2 separate regions of the Homo sapiens genome follow, and region 2 is linked to region 1. Evidence: chromatin loops called from intact Hi-C (ENCODE). Cell type or tissue: B cell. All regions are shown on one strand. Each heading gives the region's core, and the rest is flanking DNA. Links, peaks and the distances in the headings are about the cores only.

Evidence for each region. A loop is a pair of places that touch in the nucleus more often than their neighbours do. Peaks named below come from ENCODE experiments on the same cell type or tissue, not always from the same donor. Only the 100,000 strongest peaks of a DNase experiment are listed, where the experiment ranks them.
Region 2: a loop joins it to region 1, with 5 times the contacts of the local background. A loop is called at or near these places in 34 of 110 quality-filtered maps.

Annotation. Positions count from the first base shown.
Region 1 is chr6:90,280,191-90,293,046 of GRCh38, reverse strand. All of the region lies in intron 1 of BACH2 (BACH transcriptional regulator 2), which reads left to right. LOC124901361 (a long non-coding RNA gene) reads left to right here. Exons shown (of 2, transcript XR_007059676.1): 1 at 1-564; 2 at 1,102-1,797. Among named protein-coding and RNA genes, the nearest start is that of BACH2, 10 kb to the left of the region's middle. RefSeq lists an enhancer at 7,001-7,501. In B cell, for the core only: CTCF peaks have their summits at 5,774 and 5,979 (motif pointing left); DNase peaks (open chromatin) are centred at 4,501, 5,966, 6,946, 7,016 and 1 weaker place; H3K4me3 peaks cover 1,914 bases; H3K27ac peaks cover 4,632 bases.
Region 2 is chr6:89,932,992-89,945,847 of GRCh38, reverse strand. It overlaps BACH2 (BACH transcriptional regulator 2), which reads left to right. Exons shown (of 9, transcript NM_021813.4): 8 at 7,498-7,704. Among named protein-coding and RNA genes, the nearest start is that of GJA10, 45 kb to the right of the region's middle. RefSeq lists an enhancer at 10,745-11,245. In B cell, for the core only: CTCF peaks have their summits at 5,000 and 5,215 (motif pointing left); a DNase peak (open chromatin) is centred at 5,217.

The DNA of each region.
Region 1 (12,856 bases), core at 2,932-7,931:
GTTTTCATTTTTCACTGAGCCCTGCAAATTATGTACTTACCTGGTTCTGGTGAGGAGCAGGGCATAGTGTGGAGTGGCAGGCCGCCCCTACTCAACTCATTGTAGACTCTTGCTAGGGAACAGTTGGTAGGACTACTGGCTTTGTGTTGCCACATCATTTGATTTTTCCAGGGGAAGCTGAATATTGGATATTTATGTGGAATTTCCTGATTTTTAAATATTGGCTCAAATCTTTAAAAAATTTTTGGATGAAAGCATATGTAAGAGCTAGTGTCGGCCTGGGGGCTGCTTGTCTCCCACTACTGAACAGACTGAAACATCTTTTTTTGTTTAATATCTTTGTGTGTCTCTGTTTTCTAAAGGCCTGGCATATAGTGGATGATTTGTGAGTATGCACCCAATGAATGGTTACAACTACCTGGAAAATAGAAAGATGCCAAAAAAACAAAACTTCAAATCAACATTGAGTCCCACTCAGGGATTGATCAGCTTCCTTTTTAACAGAGAATTCGACATGAAAGGCCGAATAATTTAATACCATGAGTACAGTGTGATTCCTTGCAGGTGAATAATCCATTACTTTTGAACCACCTGCCCTCTATTTAGTTGTTACTGACCAGATGGGGTAACTTGGCTGGGTAATGCCTGAGGACCTCCATGGGAGTTTGACATTTGAGAACACTCACCAAAATAATAGTTTTGATTTACTGAATCCGCACCATGTGCCAGACCCAGTGCTGACTACCTTGCCTGAATGTACTTCATTGATTCCTCAAAGCAACCCTTTGAAGTAGGTGTCGTGCCTGCCCATTCTGCAGAGTTGGAAGAACTAATCTCATGTTGGAATGAACTTAATCTGAATATAGTGCATGTTTTCTTGAATGTCTGAAGGTTATTTCCCCATTCCATTACACAGTCCAGTCCTGAATCAATGACTGGGCATGGTGTAGGACTGTGACATACAGAGAACATGGTCCCTGCCCTCACATAGAACAGAGAACAATATAAAATGTAACATATTTGTCAAAATCTGCAATTCAGATAGCAGACGCTGTAAATCTGCCTCCCTGTTTTTCTCCTTTCCCTGTCTGGATGTTGAAGAAGTTTCAGCGACATATGACCCTGTCAGAGGTACTCACAGTTCAGAAGTCAATGCTGGTTGCAAAAATTGGAATTTCTTTGGAAAAGAAGACAAGCTTTTGGCAGAGCTGGGGCCACATATGGGAACGCAGCACCAAGGCCTTGGGAATGACGGAAAATCGCTTCTGTATTGTTAATAGCAATATATGACCTCTGCTGTCCTCCTATCTTTAAATTTTATGTAAATATTTACAAACTGTTCATGTCCAAACTGAAACCTGCTATGAACTAAACATTTTGTAAACTCAGTAAGATTGCCCAAAATACAACTCAACTTTCACCTTTTTTTTTTTGTTTGTGATGACATTTAATTTAAAAAAAAAAGACAGTAGTTGCTTTTTTTTTTCTTTTTTTTTGTCAGTTCAGGGTCTTTTAATTTTTTCCCTTTACTTTTTTTTTTGTTAATTTCAAATGTCAGTCTATCTAAAACTGAAACTTAATTTTACTATCAGCATGCTACTCAGCTTCCGTAAGGCTGGAAATGTCCTGCGAATCTTACCACTATGTCTTTTCCAAGGGCCATTTCATTTCTAAAGAATGTATAAATTGAACCTCATCCTGCTAGTGACACTACTTCAAAATTCAGGCAGGAATTTTGCCATTTGTTTTTCCTTGAGCTATTTTTTTTCCAAAATAATAAATCTTCCCAATCCAAAAGCATTTCACATCATCCTTCATTCTAGTCATTGGAACTACAGCCAAAATGCCTCTCAGTCTTCCCCAGTGACTTCATAATCACCGTTTCTTCAGCATATTCCCTGGTTGACTTCTCCTTTGTTCCTTAGCCTCATAATGAATTGCCCTTTGGTTCTGAGATGTGTCATTTTCCTCCCTGACCTTTTTGTTCTTTTCCTGAAGGCTGTAGGACATGCTGCTGCTGATGTGATGAGAGCCGGCGCTTGGTTGCTAGGTCCCTCCTGTCCTTGTGTCAGCTTTCATTGGCTCCTTTCCTAAGCATTTAAATCCTCCACTTTCCAGTCCTCCCATTCATCTCATTATTCTCTTCATGTGTGCCTGAGCCTGTAGCTGGCATGTAGACAAAGTCCCAGTTAGTTAGAAGAAAGCTTTTCGAGTTTCCAAGTCTTCCATCACTCTAGTCTTGGGCCATCTTCTATTCTCCCTCCCCTGTCACTTTCTGCAGATACTTCAGGAATTTCCTCAAGACTTTCCAGGAGTCTAACCCAAAGACAGCTTAGACCTTCACTTCGGATTTTAAAGTTGGGAGATCCCAATGTGATGATTTCCATTCCACAAGTAGGAAACAAAGTGAATGTACATGCTCAGCATCTTTCCTTAGTATTTCAGTATCCATAGATTTTTGGCAATTTTTCTTTTTTTCCTATCCTGTATTCTTCTAAGCAACAGAAGCTCGTGGATAGTGCAAAATGGGCCAAGTGTCCAGAAATACTGTTGCTTAGAGGCAGATGCCTCATTCATTCATTAAACAAATATATACTGAGTATCTCTTACATGGCAGGCATAGTGTTAAGTGACCACAGTGCTAATGGGGAGCAAACCCAGTCCTGGCCCCTGGTCTCATGAAGCACGTCATCTGGTAGGAAGAATGGCACTGATCAGTTAGTAACAGATAACCCACTGCTCGTGAAGGAAAGTATTTCATACACCAGAGTGTCTAATGGGCAGATTTAACCTGGTCGGGAGGTTGGGGAAGCCCTCCCTGAGGAATTGTGGAGTGACCTTCCATCAGGGACAGTCTGAAACTTGAGATTCACTTTTTCTCCAGCTTCCTAATCCTATTAATTCACTACTATCTTTGGCCCTTTGGAGTATTGCCTAAGCCATGCTGGAACCTCTGGGGCCATTTTGGCAAATAATAGTTCCTGTATACAGAGTCCAGAATTGATTTATTTACCTGGGTCTTTAGAACCTGATAAAAACAGAAGTTAACTGCCAAGAGTACTGTTCATTTCCATACTTGGAAAAAATACAAGTTAACATTCTTATTTTGAACATATTTAGGTTGGTTTTGACAATATTTGAATGATCAGAAGCTACAAAGATATTCTCTCCCAGTCAGCTGATGTGTGTAGGGCCTTTGGTGAAAAAGTGAGTCTAAATAGTCTGTCTGAAGTCCCTGGCTACTCCAGAGCAGAGGGTCTCCATCCTCTGTGGCCCGAAGATTATTCCAAGCTTGTCCAACCCATGGCCAGCAGGCCTCTTGCGTGTTGAATGCGGACCAACACAAAGGTTTTTTGTTTTTGTTTTTGTTTGTTTGTTTTTTGTTTTTTGCTATTTTTCTTGTTTCAGCTCATCATGTATCATTAGTGTTGAGTGTATTTTATGTGTGGCCCAAGACAGTTCTCCTTCTTCCAGTGTGTCCCAGGGAAGCCAAAAGATTGGACACGTCTTATTTAGACCATTCTTAGATGCAAAATTAAGGAATTTTGACAGCATCTATTTAAAATAAATTGATTATACTTCATGCTAACACCCCTCTATTTTCTTTTTCTTTGATGATAGTTAACTTGTATTGAGAGCTTCCTCTGTGTGCTGCTCATATTAACTCACATAATCCTCAGAACAACCCAGGGCTAGGTGTGATCACTAGAAGCCGCAGCATAGGTGTCGCTCAGCTAATGAATGGTAGAACTGGAGTTGGACACTAGCTGTCTGATGCTTGGGCCTGTTCTCTTACCATGTTATGGCTCTCCCTTTTCCTTTTCTTCTTCATTTGAAGTTGGAACTCTCTTTAGCAGTTCCCAGAAGTAGAAATAAAGGTCATCTCACTCTAAAATATTGGATGTTTTGTTGACATCTATCTTAAAGTTAAAAAATAATTTCTCAGTAAATCTGAGTGAGTATATCTCCTGTCTTTCACATGGCCTGCTTTCTAATAATTGCATTCCTTAGGTTTTAGTGTCCATTTAGGGATCGGAAAGTAAAAGTGATGCATATAAAGGCAAAAGAAGTACTAGGCATATAACTGAAATACCATGGCTCTGTCTCCAGGGTTTACTTGTAACTCACACTCCTACCCTCTTGTTAGGTGGAGGGAATTTGTTTTTTGCGTTTTGTTTTTTGTTTTTTGTTTTTTTGGTGGGTAGGAAAAGGTAAAAAACTATACCTGTAAGAGGTAGAGTATTCTACCAAGGAGGAAGATGTTCATTCAGAACTAATTCCATCAGAAATCCTAATTAGAAATATTAGCTACCAGTAACAGATAAAAGGAGGTAACCTTTGTTCTCATTCTGGTCAATTTCAGGAAGAGATTATCTTGCCAGATTAGCATGTTGCAACTCTCAGCTGGAGATTTGAATGGTTTTAAAGGACTCAGGCAGTTGGTATGGCAGTAACCCCCAATTACCTCAGGTTTGCAGGGTCACTGTTTAGAATGCTGACTCAGCTCTGCCTGGGCCAGACACCGAAGTTGTCATCTTTAGTCAAGAAGCATCATTCTCAGGAGCCACTTGAAACATTAAGCACACATTTGAAGCTCAATTTGGGAAATGATCAAGTGTATGAATGTATAGTACTGTGCTTATTTTTCAGCATTTAGTTCAAATTTTGGAGAAAGCTAAATGGGAGATGCTTAGTGTGTCAGTGTTGGAGGTTTTAAGTGATTTAAAAAATCAAGCAGATGAGTGCATAAAGATTTCTATGCAAACAATGTTGAGCTTAAATTAAAGCTGCTGATTTAGTGTGAGAATTACTTGCATTGATTTGTAGAATATCTATGTGGGTTCAAGATTCCATATTATGCAAATGAATAAGCCCTGAAGAGTCAAACTGAAAAAAAAATGAAATTAACTGTGAAAGATATTATTACCCATTCAGCAAGAGGAAAATGTAGACAGAGTTAACCCTTCCTTTTCATACATTTTCTTGGGAAGATAAGTGCCAGGGATGATGGTCCGTGTCCCAGATGTAAAGAAGCTAGGCACGGTTTGCAGCCAGTTCCCCCATCCTCCTTCTGTGCTCACTTTTTTGTTTCATGCTCTCTTACCTTTTGGCCACCCAGTCCCCTCAACTAGTCCTTGTCCTTCCCTTCCAAAACCAATCTCAGAGAAAGATTTTATGAACACAGTTTTACTAATATATAAGTAACTGAGCATACTTAATGTGTTACTTTTCTGAAGCATCAGCATGTTAATAGGAGACAAAGCCAAAGAAGTAAAACCCTAAAGATAAAAACAATAGAATTTCGCACACTGGTAACCTGGTGATAGGAGACCATTTCTGAATGGAGAGAGGGCTCGTGATAAATAAACACAACCCTAGGCAGAGAATATAGGCAAATGGATTACAGTATTTAAATCAAAGTAGTATTAAAATACAAAGAGAAGATTATTTTTAATAATACATTTGTCAGTGAGCATTTCCCGCCTTTTGCCGTACATTGGAGTTGATCACATAAACCTCTATAGCAAGATGGTATGTTATTTAACATTTAAACAAAGCTTCCAGGGAAAGCCATTTGGTTTGTGGTTAGGGATTTTTGTTATTCAGTAGCAATGAACCTGAAATTCTATATTATCTTTGCATGTTGAATTTTAGAAGAAAAAAAAAGCAGCGGATCCAACTTCACTTACCTCCCCACCCCAGTTGCATTGATACAAATTGAATTGATAAATTTATTTCAAAATTGGTGTGTCCCAATTTGACATACCACAAGCATAGTGGTGTCAGCATGGTGGTGACATCTGGACATTAGGAGAGTTGGTTGATTAATTAAACTATACTTATTTTAGATAGAGTTGTTGGCAGGTAAATACCTGGCTGTAGAGTCAACGCCCTTCAGTCCCACCTCTCCCCCACCATACCCTTCTCCAGCAACCATGCTATGTTGAGTTGATGGCTCCATCTAGTGCCAGTCTGTGGAACTGTCTTGCAGGACTTCACTGTCACCTCCAGAGCTGGGTATGATGAAGAGTCCTCTTTCTCTGGGAACACACTGTCTAGCGGGGAACTGCCCTCTAGTTCCTACCTCTCCTTTGTTTTTGCAGTTTAGTTATACCTCCGTGTCTTTCTTTGTTCCAGACTTAATTTGTTTCCCTCTCTCTAGTACCCCCTCTTTGTACTTGTTTCTCCTCCTTTTTTGTTTTCCAAGTCTCAATTTTTTTTTTGGAGAACAAAACAGTACTTAAAACCGGTAAGTATAAAGATTTTTTTTCTAACAATACTTTATGCCAAAGTAAGAGAATTCTATGCATTTTAAATGAAACTATCAATTGAAACCATGTTAGAGAACCAGAATGACCCTAAAGTTGAAGTCTGAAAGTGTCACTTGGAAGACTGTGTCCCTTCATCCTCCTGTAGTTAGACATTTCCTCAAACACAGTTAATCAAGAGTATTTTCTTTTAAATGGTTTTGGAACTATCATTGTAGTATCATTTTCTTTTTAGATTATAAATTTAACCTCTCATATTTTAAGTTCAAGACATTTTCACGGACTATCAAGGAATCCTAGCTCATTGGCCTGGCCCTATTTCTGTGGGAAAATGTATTCTCAGTTCCAGACAACCAGTGTTCCTGCAGATTTTTAGGTCCCGTATAAAACGAGAGAACATAGATGAATGAGAGGCATTGTCAGACAAAGCCTGGCACATGAGATCTCAATTAGCATACAGGTTTTAAATTTCCCACATTAAACAGTACATTTTAAATTTCCACTTATGTTAAGCGTGTTGATATTGTGGGTTTGAAAGTAAGTCCCCTCTGAAAAACAGGAACTGTGCTTGTCTGTTACCAGTTCTTGTGGTCGATATGGTAACTATTTTGATTTTTCAGAAGGGAGGAAAAGCAGTTAAATCTAGTTAAAATTAAAACCAGTTAAAATTAACTGGCTCGTGAGATTTCAGTGCAGCTGTTCCACACATAGCAACACTAAGAGTGAGTTGTTTATTACCATGATTAATTATTATTAGTTGTTACTTCTTTTTGAGCAGTGGCATAGATTATTTATATTTTTGGTCTAACCTTGGAAAATAGAAACTGCAAGCGTAGAGAGGTTCCCGTTTGCTAATTTGCATGTACCCTGTTTTTGTTTTTGCCAGGTAGGTGTGTGCATCTCAAGTACACGAGAGTAATTTAGCATGTCAGCACTTTCCTACCAGCAGTGCTTGCTGACTCATGCAGCTGTTGTAGCACTCAGCTGGCCGCACTGTAAACTGCCCATAGTACCAGCACCGCCCTTGGAGAGCTCCGGGCTGCTGGGCTGGTTAGCTACTGGGAGGCTATTTTCAGATCTGTGGTCACTGCTGAGCTGGGTCCTCTTCTCCTGCCAGCAGCCAGACACAGCCTTCTGGTTGCAGGGGAGAAAATTGGACAAATTTCTACCTTTGTAGGGACTGCATAAAGATTCATAGCATTTCTGGATATGCCTCAGGAAAACTTTTTTTTTGCTTCACTTTATTTTTCTGGGAATATTTAAGGGGAGAGGCAAAAGGGGCTGATAATAAATGAAAAGGGAATGTGCTGTTATTTCCTACTAAGATCAGAAAGAGTTTTCATAAACCTTTAACTTAGTTAGGCTTTCTTGGCGTAACTGAAACCTGACCCACTTCTCCCTCAGTGCAAAGCAGTGTGTCCTGAGTAGGGAAGCAGGGGCGAGGGTGCAAGTGACTAGCCTGACATTGTTTTATGTGGCTGAAGTCCCTAAGTGATGACAGCTTTTGTTTATATCCGTTCCCTGTTATTGAGGTTAAAAAACAAAACAAAAAACTTGACCTCAGGTCATTTTAAAGCTAGCATGTATTTTCAGAGATGGTTTCACTGTTTGTTTTCAGAGTTCAGTTTTGCTTATTTTCATCGGAAAGTGTGAAATGTTGCTTTTCTGAGGCTTCTAAATAAACTTCCTTTTGTAGATACAAGTTGATCCAATCATCATAAACTGTCTTGAAAAAGGATGATTAAAGTAAGATCAGCTGGGGAAGGGAAAGCTTTGCACACCCTTGAGGAGTTTGCCTTCTTTTTCTTAAGTTTCAATAAGCATTCTGAAGCAGCTTTGACCAGTAATAAAGAAAAGCCACAGTGACTGTGTGTAACATGATGTTGATGGAAGTTCTTGGTTTCCGCCGATACGAATGACTCATCAGTATCAATAGAATTGTGACTTCTAATAATAACACAGTGCAAGACCTTCAAAACATGTGGTTTTAGCCCTTGCTCTTAGTGAAAGGTTGGAAAATGTTAGTTTGAGCTTTTTTTTTTTAATCTCTTGATTTTGCCCAAGTATAAAGTTGTTTTTTGTAGGAATGATGATCCCCCTGTTGTTTTCTCATCTTACTGTTTTTAGTTTCATTATGATTAAGGAGCCAAACTCAGATCATTTCATCGTTTAGAAATCTCTGCGCTAAGCATCTCCTGTCGGGGCTGTGTTTGAGGGAAATGTGGCTGAAAAGCAAATCCTCCCTGAATGCAGAAAGGAAAATACTGGTGCAGACTACAATCCACTGAGCTGCGTCCCTCCTACACAGCATCTATTGCGGAGGGCTGTGGTATTGCTAAGTAGCCCCATAACCCTGTGAGTCATTGTCAAAGGATTCCAAGAGGAAGGTTAACAGAAAATGCGAGTCAGAGGAAACAGCAGAGTGGAGCAGCTAGCTCAGGAAGAACTGTGCTACCTGCTGAGGGGCTGCCCAGATGTCACCAGGAATTCAGGTGTACGTTCATCTTTTTGCAGCCCATTTCCGTATGTCTACATATGGGGACATTTTTGTTTTTTGTTTAGTTTTGGTTGGTTTTGCTGCAGTTTGGCCAGACTATCAGAGATCACTATCTTAGCTTCGTATCACAGTGGTCTTATCCCAGAGCCTTTGCTTTTTGTATTTTATAGTCAAAGCAACTGAATTTCTAGACTGTAAGACCAACATGTATATTTAACATAATTCTTTTCCTTTCTAAGTGCTTTATTTATTTATTTATTTATTTATTTATTTTGAGATGGAGTCTTGTCCTGTCACCCAAGCTGGAGTGCAGTGGTGCGATCTCGGCCCACTGCACCCTCCACCTCCCAGGTTCAAGTGATCCTCCTGGCTCAGCCTCCTGAGTAGCTGGACTACAGGCACATGCCACCATGCCCAGCTAATTTTTGTAATCTTAGTAGAGATGGGGTTTCACCATGTTTGCCAGGCTGGTCTCGAACTCCTGACCTCAAGTGATCTGCCTGCCTCAGCCTCCCTAAGTGCTGGGATTATAGGTGTAAGCCGCCGTGCCTGGCCAGACCTAAAAAATTCTTATAAAATAGTTCAAAAGTTAAAAATGCATGAGGAGGCCGGGTGTGGTGGCTCACGCCTGTAATCCCAGCACTTTGGGAGGTCGAGGCGGGTGGATCACGAGGTCAGGAGATCGGGACCATCCTGGCTAAAACGATGAAACCCTGTCTCTAGTAAAAATACAAAAAATTAGCCGGGCATGGTGGCAGGCACCTGTAGTCCCAGCTGCTCGGGAGGCTGAGGCAGGAGAATGGTGTGAACCCAGGAAACAGAGCTTGCAGTGAGCCAAGATCGCACCACAGCACTCCAGCCTGGGCAACAGAGCGAAACTCCATCTCAAAAAAGAAAAAAAAAAAAGCATGAGGGGTCTTTCACTTATTGTTGGAAAAAAAAGTGAGTAGGACTTCTGTTCACTGAGTGGTAACTATGGAGAATGAGAAAACAAGCCCAAAGTGGTAAAGACGTTTGTGGCACATAAATAATACTGGTTCAGCACACATGTGAATCAATAAAAAAGCCAGATAACCAAAAAGAAAAATGATACTGTACATTCATATTCTTAAACATGCATTTCACAAAGGAAGAAACCCAATTGGCTAGTAAATATATAAAAAGATGCTCAGCTTCATTAATAAACAAACACATGCAGATTAAAATCATAGTAACATATGATTACACACTCTCTGGATTGGCAGAAATTTTAAAACCTGACAATACCATGTAAGGATGTGAATGAATGGGAGTTTTTGTATTTAGTTGACAGGAGTCTAACTTGGTACAATTATATCGGAAAACAATTTGCTGTTACCTAACCAAGTTCAACCTGCAAATAACTTACAACACAGCCATCTTACCCCTAGGTATACACCTAAGAAAAATGATTACCTATGTGCTTTAAGAAACATGAACAAAACAAAAAATAATTGATGCTGGCAAGGTTATGGAGAAAAAGGAACACTTACACACTCTCGGTGGGAGTGTAAATCAGTTCAGCCATTGTGGAAGACTGTGATGATTGCTCAAAGTCCTAAAGATAGAAATACCATTCAACCCAGCAGTTTCATTACTGTGCATATACCCAAAGGAATATAAATTATTCTAAGACACATACACGTGTATGTTCGTTGCGGCACTATTCACAATAAGCAAAGACATGTAATCAACCTAAATGCCCATCAGTGATAGACTGGATAAAGAAAATGTGGTACATACACCATGGAATACTATGCAGCCATAAAAAAGAATGAGATCATGTCCTTTGCAGGGACATAGATGGAGCTGGGGGCCATTATCCTTAAGCGGACTAACACAGGAACAGAAAACCAAACTGCACATTCTCACTTATAAGTGGGAGCTAAATGATGAAAACGCATGGACATATAGAGGGGAACAACGGACACTGAGACCTATTAGAGGGTGGGAAGAGGGAGAGAATCAGGGAAAATAACTAATGGATACCAGGCCTAATACCTGAGTGATGAAATAATCTGTATAGCATACCTCCATGACACAAGTTTACCTGTGTAACAAACCAGTACATGTGCATACCCCTGAACTTAAAAGAAAAAACATGGACAAACATATTCAAAGAAGCATTGTTCATAAGAGCAAAAAACTGGAAGCAACCCAAATAAATGCCCATCAACATTGAATCGAATCAGCACATTTTGCTGTGAGGTATTTATACACTGTGATACTATTTGGCAATGAAAAATCAACTAGTATAACCACATATAGAAGGGTGTGGAGAGGCAGCATTTCTTGGTGGTCAAGAGGAAGGATTGTGCCTGGGTTCAGATTTTGGTTCTGCCACTTATTGTGTGACCTTGGATGAATTTCTGAACTTCAGTGTACCTTAGTTTTCTCATCTGTACATCAGGGAAAATGATGTCTACCTGATAGTGTTGTTAGGAAGTTTAAATGAGTCAATGTTTGTGACATGCTTAGGAGAATGACTGGCAGACAATACATTCTATATGTGTTTGTTAAACAAATAAAAGTGCATCAAAATGGATGAATCTTACAAACAATATGGAAAGAAAGAAGCAAGATAGAAGAATATATACAGTGTGATTCTATTCATGTAAAGTTCAAAAGCATGCAAAACTAAATATGTTATTTAGGGATACATACATAGATGGTAAAACTATAAAGAAAATTAATATGATTTAATATGATTGTCACAAAAAGCAGTATAACAGCTACCTCCAGAGGTGAAGGAGTGGGTATGATAGAGAAGGGGCTCACTGGGGGCTTCTGAGGTCCTGGCAGTGTTTTATCTCCCAACCTGGACAGTGGTCCCAAGGATATTCTTTCTTCTTAATTGTTTTTAAAAACTGTCTATGTTTTTTATATATGTGTGACCTATTAGTAAACATTTTAAAGGATTTATGTGAGTTGTTATAGTAGCAAGATGACATTAAATAGAAATAACTGTAAATTGCTACATTTTAGTTAAAAATAATTGTTCAAGTGCACATGGGAACACTTGCTTGGTATTATTTCCTCCACAACATTGTGAGCCACCAGTGCAGTGTGATTCTTACAGAAGGCGACACCTCCTTAAGGCCACATTAAGAGAGCTGTCCCCTTTAGATCAGGGAATGTAATGTTCTCACTCAACTACTCTCAGGTCTGGATGTCCCATGTGTGGGATGCTATGTCTTGTCCCAAGGGATTTATTTTAAGAAAGATTTTCACCACAGAGGGAGCATTTTCTGTGATAAAGATGTTTAGGGGTCTGGAAACCTATCAGTTCTAAGAGTGGCCAAAGGAAGTGGGGATTTTCAACATGGAGAAGAGGAGATGTTGGGAGAGAAAGAGTGTCTTCCATCACTAGAAGTGGAAGCAGCCTTTCCTTGTTGCTTCCCTCTCTGTAATATACAAGTCCCTCCCTGTAATGTCTACCCTTGGAGGCAGGTTTCAAGTCCTGGATACTGGAGATGCCCAAGCAGAGGCTGTGGGACCTCCCTTAGACTTGACTGGGGCCACAATACCCACTGCCTGGTCCCTGGACCAGCAGCATCGGCATCACCTGGAGCTTGTTAGAAATGAAGTCTCAGGGCCACCCACACCTACTGAGTCTGAATCTGCACTTTCTCAAGGTGCCCCTGGGGTCTCACATAAACATCAAAATTTGAGAGGCACTGGGCTAAATGTCTCTAAGATCCCTCATGGTTCTTAAGATTTAATGATTTTATAGAATAAACTGTATGTTCAACTGAAAATTATCAGTTCATATGGTGACATTATCAATTTAAAACACCTTGGGATGTTACATGTCCACAGAACCATGTAAGTATTTGTTGCTAAATTAGTTTTAAATGGATTTGTCCAGTTTCCCCCGATGTCAAAGTTAGGTTGCTTATGTATTTGGGCACCTATAAGAATTAAAATATTACATAACGTTGTATTTTCTTCTTTCTAACATACAGGATTAGATTCTTGCTTTAAAATTCTCCATTAATGTCTTCAAATTTTTCTTTTATATTCATTGAAAATTCAAAAGCAGATTAGGGTTCTGAATACCTGTTAAGAATAC
Region 2 (12,856 bases), core at 2,586-7,585, 350 kb after region 1:
TCAGCATAGAGAATAAGAAAAAACTGGGAGCACCGTTGGAGAGGAGTGTAGGGAAAGTTTCATTTCTATGTATGTCTGTAATGTTTGAATTTTATGTATGTCTATCTTGCACAGGTTTATTTTTTAAATTAAGACATAATTCCCATATCATAAAATCCACCCTACTAAGATGAACAATTCAGTGGTTGTTGATATATCCACAATGTTGTACAACCATCACCACTATGTAATTCTAAAACATTTTCACCACCCTAAAAGGAAATGCTGTACCTATTAGCAGTTACTCCTCATTGCCCACTCCCCTCAGCCCCAGGCAACCAGTAATCTACCTTCTATCTCTGTAGATGTACTTGTTTGGGGCATTTGTATAAATAGAATCTTGCAAGATGTGGCCTTCTGTGTCTAGCTCCTTTCACTTTAGCATAATGCTTTGAAGGTTTACCCTTGCCATTGATGTACTCACCAGGTATATTGTCATGTATTAGTACTTTGTTGCTTTTAATTCCTGAGTAATATTCCATAATGTTGATCCATTTTGTTGACTAATACCACATTTTGTTGTTCATTGGTTGAGGGCCATGTGGGTTGTTTCCACTTTGGGGCTATTATAAATAATGCTGCTGTGAGCATTTGAGTACAAGTTGTTTTTAAGACATGTTTTCAGTTATTTCCATAATATTCCTAGGAGTGGAACTGCTAAATCATATAACTTTGTATTTAACCTTTTGAGGAGCTACTAGACTGTTTCCAAAGTGGCTATACCATTTCAAATTCCCACCAGCAGTGTATCAAGGATCCAGTTTCTCTGCATCCTCGCCAACACTTGTTATTGCCCATCTTTTTTGTTAGTGCCCTCTAGTGGGTGTGAGTAGTTATGGTTTATCTCATTATGGTTTATAGGTTTGTTTTTAGATGTTGGAAATTATAGAAAATTACAGTCATTTTCCAAAGTAGTAAGCCTCTTAGTAAGACAGCTTTGTAACTGGACCATTTCTACTTAATTGTAGATTTTAGTAAAGAAGCACCACAGAGAGTTTCTTTGCACAGTCAAAAGTATGGATTTTTGGACTTGCTTTATTAACATGTTTTACACTGAGAGAGATAAAAGTGTATGAGAGTAAGAGAGTGTGTTGGGGGCAGGCAGGGGGCGGGAGAGAGAGAGAGAGAAGGGAAGAGAGAGATAAAGTCCAGAGAAAACATGGAAATGGTACAGAATAGAAGAGCCATCTGACTCTAACTCTTCCCACCCCAATGCTGACTTTGAGACACATGTTGTATGTAAAATTTTCACAATCATTTTTGTGGTTTGGTGAATCAGGCAAGTTTTTAGAAGTGTCTGTAATTGGTCTGCTTAATAAAAAGAAACCTTGCTGGGCAGCATAGAAATCAGCCATATTTCTAATTAAAACAGTGTTTTTATGTTGTCTAGAACATTGTAAGTGTCTGGAATTCCAAAGCACATGTCTGTAAGACGAAACCATGTGACAGAGATAGATAGGGCTAATAAACAGAAATAATAATACCTTGTATCTATCAGGCAGTTGAAACTTTCCCAGGCACTTTCTCCACCTGTCATCCAGTTGTATTCTTCATAGCAACCCTGTAAGCTAAGTAGGGCAGGCGTTATCGCCCTGTGACTCCTAGATCCTCCAAGAACTTTGGGACAGACAGAATGAAGACTTGCCTGAGATCACACAACTAATTAATTGACGTATCACAACTGAATCCCAGGTGTCCCATATTTGTGCTAGAAACTGGACCATGAGAAGAGGGCGTGGAAGGACAATTGCGCGAGAAACATTTCTTCACCTGGGAGGGGAGATTTTGTCATTGCCATCTGCCCAGCACTGAGCTGGCTGTCCTGGTTCCAGCAGCACTGGAATCATCTCCAATGGGCATATTGCTTCCTCCCTCGACAGCTCCCTGGGATCTGAGGGTCTCCTCAGAGTACAGGCGTTAAAGACTTCGGAGAGCTGACCACACCATCAGTGTCTCAGGGTATCATGCTAATGTGACCCTACTCCCATGGGTTTCAATCAACATCTGGTAATAAAACCAAGAAATGAAGTAGGAAAAAATATTAACAAACTAGTCTTCCACTGAGATTTCTACAGGAAATATTTGTTTCTGGCTTTTTCTGCAAAATTTGCAGCTACTTTCCTGCTTTTCCAGTAAACTTCACCCAGCAAAGCAGAGACACTAGGCAAGCGAAATGTTTGTTGGGTGAGATAGATACAGCACCACTTGATTGCAACTCCTAAAAAAGATGCAGAGAAAACAAAGATCACGGGGAAATCTACCAGAGCAAGAGAGTCATCATTTGGGGATGAGAATTTTTTTTCCCTTCTTTTGTCTTATATTTTATGAAAGCTATATTTATATAATATGTAATTTTTATATAATACTTACAGAATAATCTATAATTATATAATACTTATATAATTTTTCAATGTTTCCTTTTAACTGGGAGGAAGGGGATGATGGTTTAGGCTGAAGAATGGTCGTGGCTGTTGGCAGGGAAGAGAAATAAAGCAGCCGATTTCTGTTTGGTGAGAAGGAAGCACCGGCATTCCAGGGCCCAGCCTACAGCCTCCCCTCTGCCTCGTTGGTGCAGACAGCATGCAAGGAGACATATGTAGGTTCCATGCACTGTCCAGATGTCACACCTGGACCTAAGAATCCCTGGACACACTGCAGGGACTATCCATTTTACTGACTGCTCAGGAGCTGGAGCCTAGCCAGGCGTGGTGGCTCACTCCTATAATCCCAACAGTTTGGGAGGCCAAGGAAGGAAGATAGCTTGAGGCCAGGAGTTTGAGACCAGCCTAGGCAACAGAGCGAGACCCTGTCTTTAAAAGAAAAAAAATGTGTAAAGCTGGAATCTCCAGAAGAACTAACCCTCCTATAGCCGTGCTTAGCAGGACAGGGCAGGTACCGTGCTAAAAACCCACCTCGGTCCTGCTGCTCCTGTCGTGTTCCAGAGGGGGAAGAGTCAACACTTTGCTGGGCTGAATAAAATCAACAGCAGCTTATTGTGCCAACTGTGGCACAGGCCTCTGGTGCCCTGTTTGGCCCTTGGCCTGCTGACTCAGTGGCTGCCCTGATTCTCCGATTCTCCACTGAGAACCAAAGTGGTAGACCCCTGGCTAAAGAGTGGCGCCCATGAATCCCTCGTGCCCTTCCCCTTATATGCAGCCTGTGTGTCCGGAGCTGTGTGTGGGTGGCTGAGTATAACTAGTGGGGATGGCGACAGTCCACAGGACTCTTCACCTCATCACATTGGCTGTTGGGACTCTTTAGGAAACCAAGCCACTGCTGGGAAGTGAGATCCTGGAGGAGCAAGTGTGTGGAGGGACAGTTAATAAGATGTTAAGCCCAACTGGGCCTGTTTGGCTCAGAATAATTATCTAGAAGGAAAAGAGGTGGGCCTCAACCTTCTTGATGTGTTTCCGCTTTCCAAGGTCTGTTGGCCTTCTCTGACTCCTCAGCCCCATTTGAGGAATGTTTTGAGTGCCGAGAGCCTGGGAGAGGCATGTCCTCCACGGGACCAAACAGTCAGTGGCTACTCCTTATTTCCAGACAAGATGTTCTTGGCTTGGAACTTATTACTCAAGAAACAACTTGGATGTGGTCAAGTTCCCACCCACCCCGACCCGGTGCCTGTCTGAGAACACCTCAGAGACCCCCGCATGTCAGTGAACATAAGTCCTCCCTTGCTAGAGGGGGAACCAAGACTTGTAAAGAGAAACAAGAGTGAGTTGGGGTTTTTTTCACCTGGGAGAAAGTCTATAGTTGACCCATTACCTTTTCCTCTGACCCTCTTTAAAAAGCAGATTGTGTTGCAGCAGCTCTGCTGAAGTGTTGTATGGCTTTTTGTCTCAAGGACTTTGAAACTAGCATTGGTGATTTTTTTCTTTTTCTTGGCAACTCTCCCTCCTATTCCCCTAGTGTTTTATATTCACTGTCTGGATGATTTAAATACAGTAGCTCTTGGTATAGACATCCTTTTGACTTTCCCTGTGGCCTGAACTATAGGGATATCTTCTTTCTGAGAGTAAGTAAACACATTTAGAGCAGAAGCAGAATGGCTTTGTTGTCATCAGAGGGAAAACTCCACAAGCCCCCAAAGCGCCACCACCTCTGCTGTGTTGGAACATCCACATCTCCAACAGACAGACCTCTGTGTTCCGGAGACACCGTGCAGGATCTGAGTGTGTTTGTTATCCAACGGGTATAAGAGGGAAATCAAACATTCTTTCATATCATTAGAAGCCCTGTGCAAACACAGCCCCGTGCACAAAGGCCTTTCCCGAGCCCATAACAAGGAACTGTTTGTCCTGGCTGCCTGTCTTTAGCAGTCGGAGCAGGGCCAAGCCGACAGTGGTGTCATGGGCCCTACTGCGATTTTGCTTTCTTGGACCAAAATTTTACAGGTGTCATGGGACAGAGCTCACCAGGTAGAAGTTGAATCAGATCACCTGCTGGGAACCTTCAGTAAATGCCACACTGCACAAGCTCGGAGCTGTGATGGAACCTGACAAAGAGCTTGCACCCAACCACAGAAAAGTCAAATGATCATTTTGTACATTTGCCTTTGTGCACGGGAATTGACTAGCCACACATGCCGGCAGCCGGGACTCGTGTCTGCCTGCAAATGATGTAACCAAAGAGAAACCTGGGCTCAGGATCAAATGTCTTCATCCTCACTCCCTTGAAGAACACAGACTTAACCCTGCAGCATCTGAACACTATCGAGGGGTTGGTTTCTTCACCCAAGAGCATTTTGATCAGTTCAGCCCAGACCCATATGTTTTTCTGGCTGCTGGGATTCATTGAGTCCATTTATTCTGTCTCCTAGAGTGGCACTGTCCAGTCCATTTGCCTCATGCTGCACGTGGCTGTTGAGCCCCTGAAAGTGGCTAGTCTGAATTATGATGTGCTGTAAGGATAAAATGTGCTTTGGATTTGGAAAGTTTAGCACAAAAAAAAAAAAAACTGTAAACTATCTCATTAATAATTATATTAGCTATATGTTGGAAGTATTTTTATCTATTGGGTTAAATAACATACAGTATTCAAACTCATTTCACCTGTTTCTTTTTACTTCTTTTAATGTAGCTGCTGGAAAATTTAAAATCACAAATGTAGCTCGTATTGTTTGTATTAGACAGGGCTGGGCTAGTGCTTGAAGGAAGTTTAGGTTTGTAGTGCCATCTGCTGGCTCATCCGGAGCAGACGTGAATGTAAACAAGAATGAAGCAATCTGAGCTAACCCACACGTTGTCTCTTAGCCTGGCAGCACACAACCTTTTTATTCCAGGAGCTTCTGAAGCAGGACCAGACTGAACCCAGAAGCTGCTGAATCCCCAAGAGCCTCGGGAAGGGGAGTGACAAACTGCTCAAAGGTGCAAGCCTGTGTCACCTCATGGGTGCCAAGGAGGCTCTTGAGATAGAGTAGTGGTTTGCTGCTCACCTTCCGCACTTGGGGCTCTTTCATGCAGTCTTTTTCACTGGTTGCTATTCTTAAGAAATATTTCAGGCCAGGCACCATGGTTCACCCCTGTAAGCCCAGCATTTTGGGAGGCCAAGGCGGGCGGATCACTTGAGACCAGGAGTTCAAGACCAGCCTGGCCAACATGGCAAAACCGCATCTCTACTGAAAATACAAAAATTAGCTGGGCATGGTGGTGCACACCTGCAATCCCAGCTACTCAGGAGGTGAGGCAGGAGAATCGCTTGAACCAGGGAGGTGGAGTTTGCCGTGAGTCAAAATCGTGCCACTCTACTCCAGCCTGGGTGACAGACCGAGACTCCATCTCAAAAGAAAAAAGAAAAGAAATATTTCAGGCCAGGAATAGTGGCTCCCACCTGTAATACCAACACTTTGGGAGGCTGAGTAGGGAGAATCACTTGAGCCCAGGAGTTTGAAACCAGCCTGGGCAACATTGTGAGACTTCATCTCTTTTTTTCCCCTTCTCTGTGGCGCAAGACCTCATCTCTACAAAAAAAAAAAAAAAAAAAAAATTTAATTAACTGGGCAGGGTTGTCCCAGCTACTTGGGAGGCCAAGGCAAGAGGATTGCTTGAGCCCAGGAGGTTAAGGCTACAGTGAGCTGTGATCATAACACTCCACTCCAGCCTGAGTAACAGAGCAAGACCCTGTCTCAAAAAAAAAAAAAAAAAAAAAAAAAAGAAATATAAGCAATCATTTAACAACATAGTAAGGATACAAACCCATCCTTCAGGAGACTGCTGTCCTCGCTTTAGATAATGCTTATTTGCCTTGATTTGTCAAGAATTGGAATTTGTCAAGATTTGGAATTTTGCTGGCAAGTACCTGCATCCAATGTCTATTGTTGCATAATAAATCACCCCAAAACTTAATGACCTAAAACAATAGTAATCACTTAACACCTCTTACAGTTTCTATGAGAAATGTGAATGTGAGTCAGGAATTCAGGAGTTGCCCATCTGAGCAGTTTGGGCTGAAGATCTCTCATAAGGTGAAGTCAGATGTTGGCTGGGGCTACACTCAACTGAAGGTTTGACTGGGGCTAGAGAATCTTTCCAGGGTGGCTTGTTCACATGACTGGCAAGGTGATGCTGGTTGTTGACTAGAGGCATCAGCCCCTCTCCACATGGGCCTCTCCACAGAGCTGCTTGAATGTCCTCGAGGCATGGCAGCTAATTTTCGACCTAGCCTCAGAAACTATACACCATTACTACTGCTGCATTCTGTTGGTCAAAAGGCAGGAAAAATGCATCTCACCTTTTGATAAAGGAATGTCAACATTTCATTGTAAAATTGGAAAATAAATTCCCAAAGTGCCCAACACTTGTATAGCACTGTACGGCTTTTTTAAAATGCCCTATTTTTCAGATGAGGAAATTGAATCTCAGAGAGGTGGAGTAGCTAGCCTGAGGTCTCATGTCTGGTGAGAAGGATGAAAGCCCGGTTCTTTTGACTCCTACTATATGCTAGTGAAGCCTATCCAAGTTATCTCCTCCTATCTCCCATATGCTATTGTAACTAAGAATCACACTGGGTTTTTTGTGTCTCCAGCATTTTCAGGATACATGGGGCTCTCTTCATTCAGGGGCTTTAGATATGTCCTTATGTGGTATCTCCCTATAACTTGTCATTTTATTGAGTTAGGCTGTAGGTCTTATGGAAGTACATTTCAACTAACTAGAATCTTTCTTACAAAAGTGCTACATCAATGAAAAATGACACATTTTCCAATATTGTTCATGTCATTTGCTTCAAAAATCTCAGAGACAATAACATTGCAATATATGTGTTCTTATTCTGTTTGATTATCCAGGTATTATTACATCTTATCTGTCTTTAAACAGGAAATAAGTAATCACTGCTTGCTTTCAGTAGTTTCCATATTACTTGGTCATCATAAAAAGGAGGTTTTATCATTTTTGATGTTCCGCCTGCCAGAATTAAAATCCAGCTGCCATAATCATTTTCTGTTATTCTTGGTTTCAGGTAAAACTTCCTTTTCCTGTAGATCAAATCACAGATCTTCCAAGGAACGATTTCCAGATGATGATTAAAATGCACAAGCTAACCTCAGAACAGTTAGAGTTTATTCATGATGTCCGACGGCGCAGCAAGAACCGCATCGCGGCCCAGCGCTGCCGCAAAAGGAAACTGGACTGTATTCAGAATTTAGAATGTGAAATCCGCAAATTGGTGAGTTGACCCATCCATTGTGATCAGCAACCTGAAGTGACCAGGACTAATGTAAAGTAACAGCAATGAAAGTTGGAAAAGTAGACAGAAGGGTCACCCTTTGCGGAAGTTTGGGTTTATTTTTTAAGAAGTTTCTCAACAGAAATAATAGCTTTACATCTGTGCGTGTGTGTGTGTGTGTTTGTGTGTCTGCACGCGCATGCATGCGCGCAGGTGTGTAATAGTGTGTCAATATTTTATATCCTTCAGTCATTATTCATATAGAGGTAGTTATTTTTTATTTTCCATCCAACATGTGAAAATAACTGATGTTGGCCAGATGTGGTGGCTCACGCCTGTAATCCTAGCACTTTGAAAGGCCAAGGCGGGTGGATCACTTGAGGTCAGGAGTTTGAAACCAGCCTGACCAACATGGAGAAACCCTGTCTCTACTAAAGATACAAAAAATTAGCCGGGCATGGCAGCACGTGCCTGTAGTCCCAGCTATTCGGGAGGCTGAGGCAGGATAATCACTTGAGCAGGGGAAGTGAAGGTTGCAGTGAGTGGAGATCACGCCACTGCATTCCAGCCTGGGTGATAGAGTGAAACCCTGTCTCAAAAAAAAATGAATAAATAACTGATGTTGATTATGAGCATCTATGGTCCAGGTATTCTTCTAAACTGTTTTTATGGATGATCCCATTTAATCCTCACATGAACGCTATGACTCAGGCACTCCTTTATCCCCATTTACAGAGGAGGGAACTGCAGAAGGGCTGGAAAACTTCCCAGTACTTGGTAGAACTTGAATGCAAACCCAGGTGTCTGATTCCAAATCGTGTCTTGTACCACTGCTTTCTCCTGCCTCCTGGCAGAAGAGAATGGAATAGAGATAGGACGCCTACCTGCAGAGGGGCCATTGCTCAGGAGATGATCTCCTGACATTCTTTGCAGGCCCAGGGTCCTTTCTTTTGCAGTTCTGCCTCAAGGTGGCTGTCATCGCCATCCCTGTGCCTGAGAGTGTTTTGTCACAGAAAACAAACTCCCGTCTCCCAGGCTCCCCCATACTCAGAGCTATGTGCCCCCGCCCCTTCTCCTTGATAAGCAACCATAAACTACAGAAAGTAAATCCAGGTGACCTCTGGCTCCTGACTGTAGCTTTGAAGACAACCAACTCAACCTCCTTCAGCTCCACCTTTCTGCCACCAAATAACAGAAACTCATCTCAGGTGCCATGTCTGTGTCAGGCTGAAGAAGAGGGAGGCCACATGGTATGGTCATGATCTAAGTGTGGCTCCTCAGACTGTTTGCAGCACCTCCTGGCCTCATGGTGAGCCACCAGCTAATGAGAACGAAAGCACAAGGATGAAATGTTAGAAAAGCACAGGATGTTATATGTTATCAAGATAGCCCTGGACGTCAGGGTTTTTTGTTATTGTTGTTGTTGTTGTTTTGTGGGTTTCTTTGACACTCACCACCAGGGAAAATGTCTGTGTTTAGCAGCTCCCATCACCAACAAAGAAAGTCCAAGCTTCTTAGTAGGATATCTCCTGCCATTTGTGTTCCAGTCTGTAGCTACCTCTCCAGTGTCACCATCCACTCCCTTCCTAGGACTTGATCCCTGATAAAATCAAACTCTGCACTTGTGCCTATGCCACTTCCTCTCTGCCTTGGACATTCCTCCACTTTTTCTATCTCCTTTGTTCTTTAAGAGTCAGGTCATGGCTGGGCACCATGGCTCACACCTGTAATCGCAGTACTTTGGGAGGCTGAGGCAGGAGGATCACTTGAGGCCACAAGTTTGAGACTAGCCTGGGCAATATAGCAAGACCCCATCTCTAAATGAATGAATGAGTCAGGTTATGCATCACCTCTCTAGGAAGCCCCTTTCCTGAGTCCCCAGTTAGGCTGGGCACCTGCCTGTGGAAGCCTGATCTGACCTCTGGCTTAGTGCTTATCACTTACTCTTGAGTTATCTATACATTTGTCTGTCTCCCCAGCCCTCAACTGTCAGTTCCTCAAGGACAAGGACAGTGACTTGATCATCTCTGAATATCCAGTGTTGGACCCATTGCTGGCGCCCAGAAAATGTCTATTGCCCTAAAATTCGCTGGACATTGTGACTATTCAGTTCAGGGGATTATGAGTTTCTTCTTTCTTTCAAATATTGCTTTAACATGTTTAATGTCGTTAAACAACAAAATTTAATTTAAATCACATAAGGAGACGACATTCCTGCTGGTGAGTGTGGGTCTTCTGAAAGCCTGCTGGGCTTAGGTAGTTAAGTCCACTGGGTGTGAGTCTACAGGGGCCTAGGCACATGTCTATAGTGCCCTGCACTCCTCTTAAGGTAGTAAAATAACTTCAGTCACCCACATTTGAGAAATGCCTGGTTTTGGTAATTTGCATTCTGCTTAGTGTAATTTTGTGATACTGAACAAATAAATTCCAAGCCACAGACCAGGCAGATATCTAAAGCGCTTTGCTAGCATTTTTCAACCAAAAAACCAAATTAGAGCATCATCTAGTTCTCCAACCACTTTTTGGCATCCCCTTAAATAACACGTTGTGTTTCAGTGCCGAATAAGAACACATTCATCAGTGTACGTCTGTGACTGAGAGCTTCATGGTTTTAACCAAGGCATGATTTGCAATGCCTTCCCCTGCTGCTGTCACACGCGGCACCTCATTTTCTTCCCCCTAGAAAGTGGCCTGGAACATTTAACAGATGAGTAGGCCTGGAGGGGTCCGTGCTTTGGCCGGGGTAATGTGGCAGAATGATCCTGGGGTTCCTCTCCCAGCGCCCAAGCAGTATTGCCCCTCACATTGCAGATTTCTGTACTAAAAGGGGAGAGCTCCAGGTTGCACAGCCACCCATATAAGTTTTTTCCCTAAGGAGACATCCCAGATGTGTTTTGTTTCTTATCTGCCACCCTGTGGTGAGGATGCTATGTCCTGACAGGGATGGCGCTGGTGGGCGGAGCAGCTTCCACCTCTCCCCAAGTCCCTCCCTGCCCTGCCCGGTCCCCAGCAGGCCCTGCACTCACTCCCCACTCCCACGCCGTCTCCCACACACCCGCCACTCAGCTGTTGCAAACTCGCATAATGTATTTCTCTCAAGTTGCACTTGTACATCTGTTTATTTTTCATTTTTAAAACATATTTTCTTGATAAATTTATAAATATTTTAGGAGGTGCCCTTTCCCGGTGTAAATCTCTCTTTCCGACACACATGCCCACGCCGCCTGCCAGATTGCATTCATGTTACGGCACATGCAGCTCCCGTGTCGGAGACCTGTTCCTTGTGCGTGTCGCATGCCTGCTCCTCCCTTTCTCCTCTTCATTTTCTCTCCCGTCCTCTTCTCCTGCCTGCGCTTGCAAAGGGTTGGTGAGAACTGACTTCATGCTGCTTCAGATGCCCCTTTTCTTCATCCACTTCATTGTGTGTGCCTCATGGAACCCCATCTCCTCCCCTCACCCTCACGCAATTTTTTTTTCTTTTTTTTGAGACAAAGTCTCGCTCTGTCGCCCAGACTGGAGTGCAGTGGTGCAATCTCGGCTCACTGCAACCTCCACCTCCCGGATTCAAGCAATTCTCATGTCCCAGCCGCCTAAGTAGCTGGGATTATAAGCACGCACCAACACACCCAGCTAATTTTTTGTATTTTTAGTAAAGACAGGGTTTCACCATGTTGGCCAGGCTGGTCTCGAACTCCTGACCTCAAGTGATCTGCCCATCTCAGCCGCAAAGTGCTGGGATTACAGGCATGACCCACCATGCCCAGCCCCCTTCTCACAAATGTTGATGGTAAAACCTTAATTAGTCTCCAGTCTGCTGCTGAAGTCACCTCTCTATTGGGATGGTGAATTTCAGTAACACAGGAGCATGTGTAGGATTTTGTTTAAGGAGAAGAACATCTCAGAACCTTGGGCTAGTACTCAAGGGTTCAGGCTCCATCCTTACTTCTCCCTTCCCAAGTCGGGGAGAATCGCTGCTCCAGACTGCACTTTTCCCAGCTGTCCTAGGGAGGGTCCCTCCTGTTCAGTCTGCTCTGCTACCAAGGCCAGAGAGCCTGCTGATACTGGGTTCTATATGAAACTCCGTATGTTAGGCAACGACAGGAAATTGTTGATGACTTTTTTTTTGTCTTTTTTTTTAATAAACTTTTTTTTGGTGCGGGGAGACAGGGTCTCACTGTATCACCCAGGGTGAGTGCTGTGGCACCATCTCGCTCACTGCAGCTTCCACCACCCGGGCACAAGTGATCCTCCCACCTCAGCCTCCCAAGAAGCTGAAACTACAGGCGTGTGCCACCACACCTGGCTAATTTTTGTATTTTTTGTAGAGAAGGGGTTTTGCCATGTTCCCCAAGCTGGTCTCAAACTCCTGAGCTCAAGCGATCCGCACAACTTGGCCTTCCATAGTGTTGGGATTATAGGTGGGAGCCACTGCACCCAGCCTGACTTACTTTTTTAGGAGCAGTTTTAGGTTCACAGCAAAACTGAACACACTATACAGAGAGTTTCCATATGGTCCTGTTCCCACACACACAGCCTCCCCCACTGTCAGCATCCCCCACAAAGTGGTACATGTGTTAGTCAATGAACCTACACTGACACATCATTATCACCCAAGTCCATAGTTTGCATTAGAGTTCACTCTCGGTGTTGCACGTTCTATGGTTTTGGACAAATGTATAATGACATGGATCCACCAGTATAGTGTCATACAGAGTGGCTTCACTGCCCCCAAATCCTCTGTGCTCCACCTGTTCAACCCCTTTTACCCCTAACAACCACAGATCTTTTTACTGCTTCCATAGTTTTGCTTTTTTCGAAATGTCATACGGTTGGAATGGTAGATTTTTGCCTTTCAAAAATGGCAACCTGATACATTTGGGGGAGATTTTCAGTCACAAGATTGGGACTGAGAGTTTTTCATTTAACTCTCTACAAACCCCAAATTCCAGGAAACCAAAACATGGACTCTGAAGTTTTCTGATTCGTGACGATTTTGCCGGTTGTTTGCCCGGGCCTTGGAGAGGGATGAAGAGATGTCCTGGGGAAGGTGTTGGCATCAGATGGAAGGTGTGGCAGAAGCCTGTGTCTGGGCCCCCTGAATATGTATCTTTAAGTTTCTAGAGCCTGACCTAGTCATTCTTGAGTTACATTA